Regions from separate parts of the Mus musculus genome. Here region 1 is linked to region 2. The links are chromatin loops, found by intact Hi-C in ENCODE. Cell type or tissue: left cerebral cortex. All regions are shown on one strand. Each heading gives the region's core, and the rest is flanking DNA. Links, peaks and the distances in the headings are about the cores only.

Region 1 (4,386 bases), core at 84-4,083, 91 kb after region 2:
TAGGATGAGTGAGGACAGGCCCCGGCGCCGGGATGGTGTCCAAGGCCACAGAACTGCCATTGAGTCTCCTCGGATTCAAGCCCACCACGTCCCACCCAGCAGCAAGATTTCCAAGCTGTCATTAATTCGGATCCCCCCACACACGAGAAGGCCACTTGGACAATCTGGCCTTTTGTAGAAGCTGTGGGAGTCTTCCTAGCCATAGAAGCCAGCCTCACACCAGTGGCTGTCTCAGAACCATGAGCTCAGGAAATTAAGGATTCTGCGGGCGTGCCCGGAATCTCTGGGCCCAGCAATTAATTCCATGGTGATTAAAGGAGTGTTGTGTTTCTGATACATTATTATGCGGAGTGGGCTTGCTGTGGATTTCAAAACTTGAACCAGACTCCTCATTAACTGGGACCTTTTATCTGTGTGCAATTTCTAGAAGAGATGGGTTAGGAAGCGAGCTGGTGCCTACCCCAGCCACATTCCACGGGTGTCCTGATGCGCACCCAGCCGGTGTTCTCTTCTGAGGACAATGTGGCTATCAGCCAGCTTCCTCTAGCTTTACAGGTGACAACCAACTCTATCTGGCCTCCAGGCCTCTTAATCCCCTTCTTCCTGACGGCTCCATCTCCCTGATAGTGACCGTCACTATGTAGAAGAGTGAGCCCCAAAGATGGCCTTTGGAGCCACTGCATCTGGAAAGTTGGAAGACCAGAGGGAACAGGCTTGGGTTTTTGTGAAGCCACCCAGGGGCTGGACCCGGTGTGGCTGCATTCTGTTGCCCATGGTGAACAGGCTCTGGCCTCTCCAGCATCAGCTCCCCTCATGGGATCTATCTGGAAATGTAGGGGCTCTCTTGGAGCTTCCGTCCTGTCTGCATTGACAGGGTCTCCAGAGCCCTCATCCAATGCCGGCTGGGCTACCTCGAGGTTAGCTTGGAAGATTCTAGCATTTTAGCAGCACCTGTGCTTTGTCGCCTGGGTTTAAATGCCCAGCTCTGGTGCACACAGCTGCTTTACCCCAGTGAGGCCAGGCCTGTGCCCACCAGCCCAGGTGGCTCCCAGGCCAGGAGCCAGGTGGCTGCTCTTCCCACTCCTTCTATAGAGTGGTTTTCCTGGAATTCTGCCATCTTCATCTAGAAACTTTGGACATAGAACAGGACCTGGGTCAGGGTTCCAGGTGTCGCTAAGAAATTGACGGAGAATGTCCCCGAGAAAGCTGTCCCCGGCTCCCTTCCTCCAGACCCCTACAGTCGACTCTCCCTGTGCTCTCCACCCAAGAGCATCCTGGCTCCCAGAGCCCAAGATGGCCAATGCTGCTCCTTGACCACCCCACTCTGGCTCTTAAAGAGACCCAGCAAGGACTGATCCCCGCGGGGAAATTGAGCCCTTGCTGCTTCCTGGCAGGAAAGTAAGAGGACAGCCTGGGGAGTCAGCACACACTCACCTTGTGACACAACTCTGTGACTGGGTGTGCACCCCTAAACACTGAACACAGGACCTCATCGAAGTCAGGCATGTTGATGGCCGGAGCTCTGGATCACAAGGTGTTTACATGCCATGTTCATGGTGCATACCTCATAATAGCCAAAACAAGGGGTAACCTCAGTGTCTACCCTTGGATGAGTGGATAGCTGAGATGTATGGCCCATACAGTGGGCCATAAAAAGAAAGAAATTCTCACTCACGCTACAGCATTCGTGAACCACGGGGATGCTATGCTGAGTGAAACAAGCCAGACACAAACTAAGTACTGTAAGTTTGCATCCTGGATCCTTACTTAGGAACTGAGAGTGTCAGCAGCATCTTAATGTGAATTCCATCACCCTCATTTTACAAAGGAGATGACCAAGACAAGGAAGCAAGAAGCCTAAGGTGACCCAGCCAGTGGCAGGGCCAGGATTCAACGGGAGGCCATTGCCTTGGGGACTGCCTGGCTCAGGCGCTCTTCCTGAAGTCCTGTCAGAGCCTGCCAGGGGACAGCAAACAGGCTCCAGATGGCTGTTCCCGCACTTGCCAGGCTGGGCTCCACTTGAAACCCCAGCCAGTTTCTAAATGTATCCCAGCCGGCTGAGCTGGGAATGTCTGGGGCTCCCCTGCTGGGGCGGTAGGGACAAAGGAGGCCCTGGCCACACAGGGGTCTGGAAGGGCTTGGTCCCAGCCCTGGCTTCATCTCTTCTGAGGCCCAGGCACCCTCCTGCGGGTCCAGGAGCTTGGGCCTCACACACACACACACACACACACACACACACACACACACACACACACACGAGGCTTACTGTAGTCCCACCCACAACACAGATGGAGCTGCAAAAACGCACTTTAAATATTTTTAAATTTGTTTTTGATTGATTTATTTTTATTTTATGTGTATGGGGGTGTTCTCTCTCTCTCTCTCTCTTCCTCTCTCTCTCTCTCTCTCTCTCTCTCTCTCTCTCTCTCTCTCTCTCTCTCTCTCTCTGTGTGTGTGTGTGTGTACTGTGTGCATTCAGTACTCACAGAGGCCATTAGATTCCCCTAGGAGTTACAGATGGCTGTGAGCCACCATGTGGGTGCTGGGAGACAAACCCTGGTCCTCTGGAAGAGCAGCCAGGACTCTTAATTACTGGACCACCTCTCTAGCCCCCTTACATTTATTTATTTGATTTGTTTTTGTTTTTTGAGACAGGGGGTCCTGGCTATGCTGGAACTCGCTCTGTAGACTAGACCACCTTCTAACCTCAAACTCCGAGATCCGCCTGCTTCTGCCTCCGGAGTGCTGGGATTAAAGGCGTGCACAACCACTGCCTAGCATTTAATGTTTTAAATAAACATGTAGAACAATGGACTTCGTCTGACGTTTCCATACATCGTGTATTGTTTATCTTGTATCTCTTGTTCTCTCTCCCCTTCCTCCCCCAGACAGCCCCCTTCTTCTCTCCTGCCCTGTGTATTTCTAGCCAGATCTGCTGCCCAGGCCGCATGTGACATTCCTCTTTCAGGCTTAGTTCACTCCTTGTAATGATCCCAAGTCTCGTCTCTTTTCCTGCAAATGCCCTCTTTGTTCTTTACTGATTAAGAGAACTGCGGCTCAGAAGCCCTTCACTCCCCCACAGGTGGGCTTCCAGGCTGACAGCGCATCCCTGCTGCTGAGAGGCGAGGAACACCGACAGATGCCTTGCTTGCTGCTACCTCAGCAATACACCTGGAGCTGTCTCTGGATCACAGGGGGGCTCTGTCTTTAGTTTCCTGAGGACCCTTCTCATTGGTTTGCATACTCACTCGTTCCCTCCAGCCCTTGCAGGGGTCCAAGCCACGCCCATGCCCGTCCTCAACAGCACTTCCTGTTCGTAGATCTTAAGTCTCCAGCTTCGGAGGCTGGAAGGCTGAAATTGAGGGATGAGTTGGCTTGCTTCTTGAGTGACTGTCCTCTCTACTCTCCTGGTTTCTTCTGGTTCTGGCCATTTTCTCCCTGTCTTATTGATACTGTTCTACCCAGGCCTGTGCCCCATGGTTAGGGACAATCATAAAGAAGCACAAAACCCACACCCACACTGGTTAGCCACGCCGGCCCTGGAGAAGCCACTTGGCCAATCTCGCAGCAAATCACTCCTGGTTAATCTGAATTACCAACCCAAACCTCTCAGAACAGTGTCAGGTTTCCCGAAACTCCGACCCTCCCTGGGCCCCTCCCTCCACCTCACCAGCTCCAACAGGAGGCAAAGAGCTCCCAGGGCTTCGGTGAGTTAAAGGCATGGCGCTGGCATGTGTACACCCAAGGGGCATGGAGGGACATCTTACCTTTGAAAGCTGTCTGGAATCTGCTTCCTACAACAGGTTCTGGTCACAGACCATCATTAAGTATGATGGCTTACAGGAGCAGGAATGGATCCTGAGCCAGCCCAGTGGGGACTGTCATCCCAACACTTGAGAGGTAGAGGGAAGAAAATCAGGAGTTCAAGGTTAGCCTGAGCAATGTAGGAAATTCCAGGCCAGCCTGGGCTGTGCAAGACTATGTGTCACAAACAGACAAGCAGAGCTGGGGTGGAAGTTCTGGAGACCAGAAGCATGAAATTAGAACTGATGGCTTTCCCTCTGAAAGCCAGGGGGAGAATTCTTCTGAGCTTCTAGAAGTTTCTTCTAGCTCCAAGTGTTCCTGTTCTGTGGTTTCATTACATAAACTCCCGCTTCCCTCCTCCTATGCCTGCCCATCTAGGCCTTGCTATATATAGCCCACGCTATATGTAAACGCCCGATCTCCCTGCCTCGGCCTCCTTTGGGCTGCTTCACAGATATGAACCGTCATGTCTGGCTTGTATACCCCCACCACATTACCCCATCTTCAAACCCTAGTTATAGCCGCTAAGACCCACAGCATCTTAGTGGGCTCTATTCCACACGCCACACCTCCCCCACCCAA
Region 2 (4,386 bases), core at 284-4,283:
GGCTGGCCTCGAACTCACAGAGATCTGCCTGCCTCTGCCTCCTGATCACTGGGACTTTCCCTTTATAAATCTCAAAGCAAAAAAGTATTGCGTTTAGGCTCCGTACTGACCAAATTGGTGTGCTCAATATAGCTGTCAGTACACTTAGAGTTTAGAATAGGTGGACCAAAAGCAAAATGATTAAAACAAAGCTACAGCTTCATCATCTCCATATTGGGAGGTTTTGGTAGTAAGCAGTGTACCAGCTTTAGTTTAGAATCTAAAGTTTTAAAGGATTTATTTATTGGGGAAGTATGGCGATGAGTACTTAATGGGGTGAGTGTGGAGATCAGAGTGTTTTTGGTAATCAATTCTCCCTATCTACCTTGTCAGTCCCTGAGATTAAAAGATCTTCAAGCTTAATACAAACACCTCTAACATCAGAGTCATCTTGATGGCCCCTAGTTTTGAATTTTGGAGCCTGGAACTCTACCTGAGGCTGTAGACCAGCGGTTTTCAACCTTGCTCATGCTCCGACAATTCAATAAAGTTCCTCATGGTGTGGTGACAACCCACCCCCCCATAAAATTATTTCATTGCTCCTTAACAACCGTAATTTTGCTACTGTTATGAATCATAATGTAAACATCTGCATTTTCTGATGGCCGTAAGTAACCCCTGGGAAAGGGTTATTTGACCCCCAAAGGGGTCGGAGACCCACAGATTGAGAAGGCGAACCACTGCTCTAGACCAAGGCAGAACAGTAAATGCTTTAGGCTTTGTGGCCCGTAGACTGCAGCAGGTGCAGGTTCTCGCCTCCGGCTGTGGAGGCGAAAGTAGTCATAGACAAAATGGATAGGCGTTGCTGGTTTTGTTTAACGGTTTAGGTTTTGGGTATTTTTTCCAAGACAGAGTCTCACTGTCTACCACTGTTGTTATTCACTACATAGACCAGGCTGGCCTCAGATTCAAAGAGATCTGCCTGCTTCTGCCTCCCAATGGCTGTTGTATTTTAATACAACTCTTTGGACATTGAAATTTAAAGCTTTCTGTCATTTTTACACGTCACGGTATCTTGTCCTTTTTAATTTTTTATAATTAAGAACCCAGTCTGAACTTGGTTTCTGGGTCGTGATTGGCTCAGCGGCTCACTTATCTAACCTTGCTCTAGGTCATGTGAACCGACTTTTAAGCGGTTACTGATCTGGAAAGCAACACAGCAGGTTGATTTTACTCAATGAACAGACCTTTTACCATTTACTGTGAATTAACCTTTGATACTTGTGAGAGTCAGGCACAGTGATGATACAGTTGTGCTCCAGCTATTTGGAAAGCTGAGATGAGAGAACAGTTTGAGGCCAGCAGCCTGCCTGTGCAGTGGAACCAATAGGTGAGGAGAAAGCATGTAAATATTGTGTTTCACCATGATTTCTTTTTGTTGTTGTTGTTGTTGTTTTTTGTTTGTTTGTTTTGTTTTGTTTTTTCGAGACAGGGTTTCTCTGTGTAGCCCTGGCTGTCCTGGAACTCACTCTGTAGACTAGGCTGGCCTCGAACTCAGAAATCTGCCTGCCTCTGCCTCCCGGGTGCTGGGATTAAAGGCGTGCACCACCACACCTAGCTTCACCATGATTTCTAAAAAGATACAGCTGACCAGGAAAAGCTTGTCTACTTGCATTTGGTTCATTAATAGAGATTCAGCGCGGTTCCGTGCGCTACTTAAGGAAATAGTTCCCACCTTGGAGCTGTCCCACAGCTTGCTCTCTCAGCCTGCAGATGTTACTTGAAACAAACTGTTGAGAGCTCTTCTGTTTTACAGAGGAAAGCCCGGGCAGCAGGTGGCACCAGCCCTGAAAACTGGGAAGACAACCACTGAAGAAAAGAATTTCTGTCACTATTAGTTTTTACTAAGTCATTAGTTTTTACTTCCATGCATAGGCTGTCCTGTTAAATGTCTATAAAACAACAATGTGCTTAGCATGGCGGATTTTTCTTTTCTTTTTTTTAAATTAAAGCATTTTTGAAAAAAACAAAACAAAGTGAAACATTGAAACAAAACAAGCCGATTGTGTTTGTCCTGCTGGACAGTTAATCGGAAATGCTTGGCAGAGGCCGGAAGTTGGGGTCAGGAGCTTTTGTCTGAGGTTTTCTGTCCTGAGTGAGGACACACATCAGGATATACTCAGCAGCGGGGCTGAGGAGTGTCCCTCAGTACCCGCACAGGGCTGGAGGTGAGAACCCTTCCTCCAGCCTCCAGCTTCCTTTGGCATCTGACTAGCTCAGTGTGCAGGCCCGGCGTGGGTAAGATGACAGATTCCTTCCCTCTTCTGCTTGACCTTGACCCTTGCTCTAGAACCCAGAAGTGTCCCTTTGGGTGGAGTGGGCACTGGGGTCCAACAGGCTTTTGCCCTTTCTTGTCTTCAGTCTTCCTTCCAAGATATCATTTCTTTCCCCCAGACCTCAGACAGAACAGGGAGAGGAGAGGGCCAGTGTAGGAATGTCATCCTACAGAAGTTTGCCTTTTCCTCCAAAGAACTCTTTCTCCGTTCTGTCCTCTTTCTCGGTTAGCACCTCCTTAGGCTGCGCTCGCACCAGCTTGAGGAGGAACGAAGTTGGGGCTAGGCAGTTGCTTCCCAAACAACACTTTAGGCCATGTTATAGGCAGAGCTGCCACCGTCCCTCTTACTTCTGCAGTAGGGCCCCCTGGGGGCTTCTCCCCTGCTAGGGCCAGCTTCCAGCTTCCCCTGCCACAGTTTAATCCCTGGCACATAACCAGAGCATTAAACTTTTATTGTTCAATTTGCCACAAGGGCGAGGCCCTGTTCCTAGTAGGCTGAGGAGGCTGTGGCCGACTCCAGAACCCGAGTGTCGCACCACATTAGCAACTGCAGACTTTGAGGGCTGGATTTCTTTCAGTTTGGTTAGATTCTTGGTTAGAACAAGAACAGTATACGCACACTCAGCTTGAAAGCCAGGAAAGAGCAGAGACAGCGCAGGCGGCTTTTAAAGATGATTCATAATGGAGGTAGCCATCAGCCTGCACTAGGATCCTGCTAGTTTCCTTTTATCCTCAAAGTGGATACATTATGGCGATTGTAGCTTTCCTAGTATCCCTAAATCAAGTAACAACATGGCAGCCAAGCAGCTTGCTTCTAGAATAGTAGGGATTGCTAGCCAATCCCATCATAGTATGTAAATTACTTGCTGCTGTTCAATCTATAAAAATTCATCTTCAAAGAAAATTACTGGGCTGGTAGAAATATTTTTAATAATGACCACAGAAGTCATATTTATTTTTCTTTGATGTTCCTCCGAAGAACCTTCTGTTTCTAATCAGTTTGTTCCCACATAAAATACAGTGGAAATCTACAATAATAAAATCCCATTTCTCTGCTATAGGGAAATAAACAGAGCAAGGACTGGCTTTTTCAGGGGCTTCCCCTCGCCGTGCCCCAGACTCAAAGCCTCTATTACTGGTGGGTGTTTTGGCATCAGTTAAGGGCCTTCAATCCTTCCCTCCCTCCATGTTTTGCTCTTTCATTAAAGTGTTTCTGTTGTCTAATTATATCCTTTCAATCAAATTAGAGACTGCAGCATCTGGTAAGGGCCCTAACTGCTGCCATCTGCATCTCGCGTACGCAGGCCTTTGCAGCTGAGAATCACTCAACTTCCAAATGGCAGGAAGAGATTTGGAAAAAGTTCAGTTGGAGGGGAGGTTAACTTAAAAAGAGCCTCTTCAAAGGCCGGGTGCCCTGTCCTGCCTGCTGTGATGTATGCAGGACGTCATTGGCTTGGCTCACCCAAGACTCTTCCTAAGCACTTCTGGCAGCTGAAGGCTTCCTAATTGTCTTAGCCGAAGTGACTAGGCTTTTTCCTCCCTGCTATGGTTTTGGAGGGCCCCAGTCGAGCTGAGAATATCGCCCTTGAGAAGTGTCTTTGTTCTGTGACCACCGGTTAGTGGATGTGACACTCTCTTTGGTTGGCCATTTCTTCTAACTCAGTGATTTAATCAGACAGAGAATCTTGCTCCCTGGGAGTAGTCTGCAATGCTTGAAGGCTTTTTGTTTTTAATTGTCACATGGAGATACTATTATTATCTAGGGGGAAGAAACCCAAGGTGCTATTAAACATTCTAGGACGTTTAGAAGAAGTCCCCTACACCAAAGAATTAACCATCTGTAAAGATAGTGCTGAGGAAACCCCTGTGCTAATTGCGTTTTTATTGTGTCGTCTCACTGTGAAGAGTGGTCTGGTCTACAGAGTGAGTTCTAAGACAGCCAGGGCTGTTACACAGAGAAACCCCATCTCAAACAACAAAACCAACCAACCAAAAGGAAGTACAGGTTTGATGTGGTCACGCACACCTATAATCCCAGCACCCTGGGTGGAGAAGCACCAGGATCGGACGTT

Evidence for each region. Peaks named below come from ENCODE experiments on the same cell type or tissue, not always from the same donor. Only the 100,000 strongest peaks of a DNase experiment are listed, where the experiment ranks them.
Region 1: it touches region 2 in a loop (2.6-fold over the local background); 2 of 42 quality-filtered maps call a loop at or near these places.

What each region holds. Positions count from the first base shown.
Region 1 is chr11:5,163,416-5,167,801 of GRCm38, reverse strand. No RefSeq gene overlaps it. Among named protein-coding and RNA genes, the nearest start is that of Emid1, 13 kb to the right of the region's middle. In left cerebral cortex, for the core only: a CTCF peak has its summit at 2,052; DNase peaks (open chromatin) are centred at 288, 1,487 and 2,018; H3K27ac peaks cover 1,781 bases.
Region 2 is chr11:5,255,076-5,259,461 of GRCm38, reverse strand. The region is part of intron 1 of Kremen1 (kringle containing transmembrane protein 1); the gene reads left to right. Among named protein-coding and RNA genes, the nearest start is that of Gm46268, 3.7 kb to the left of the region's middle. In left cerebral cortex, for the core only: a CTCF peak has its summit at 1,818 (motif pointing right); a DNase peak (open chromatin) is centred at 2,982; H3K27ac peaks cover 509 bases.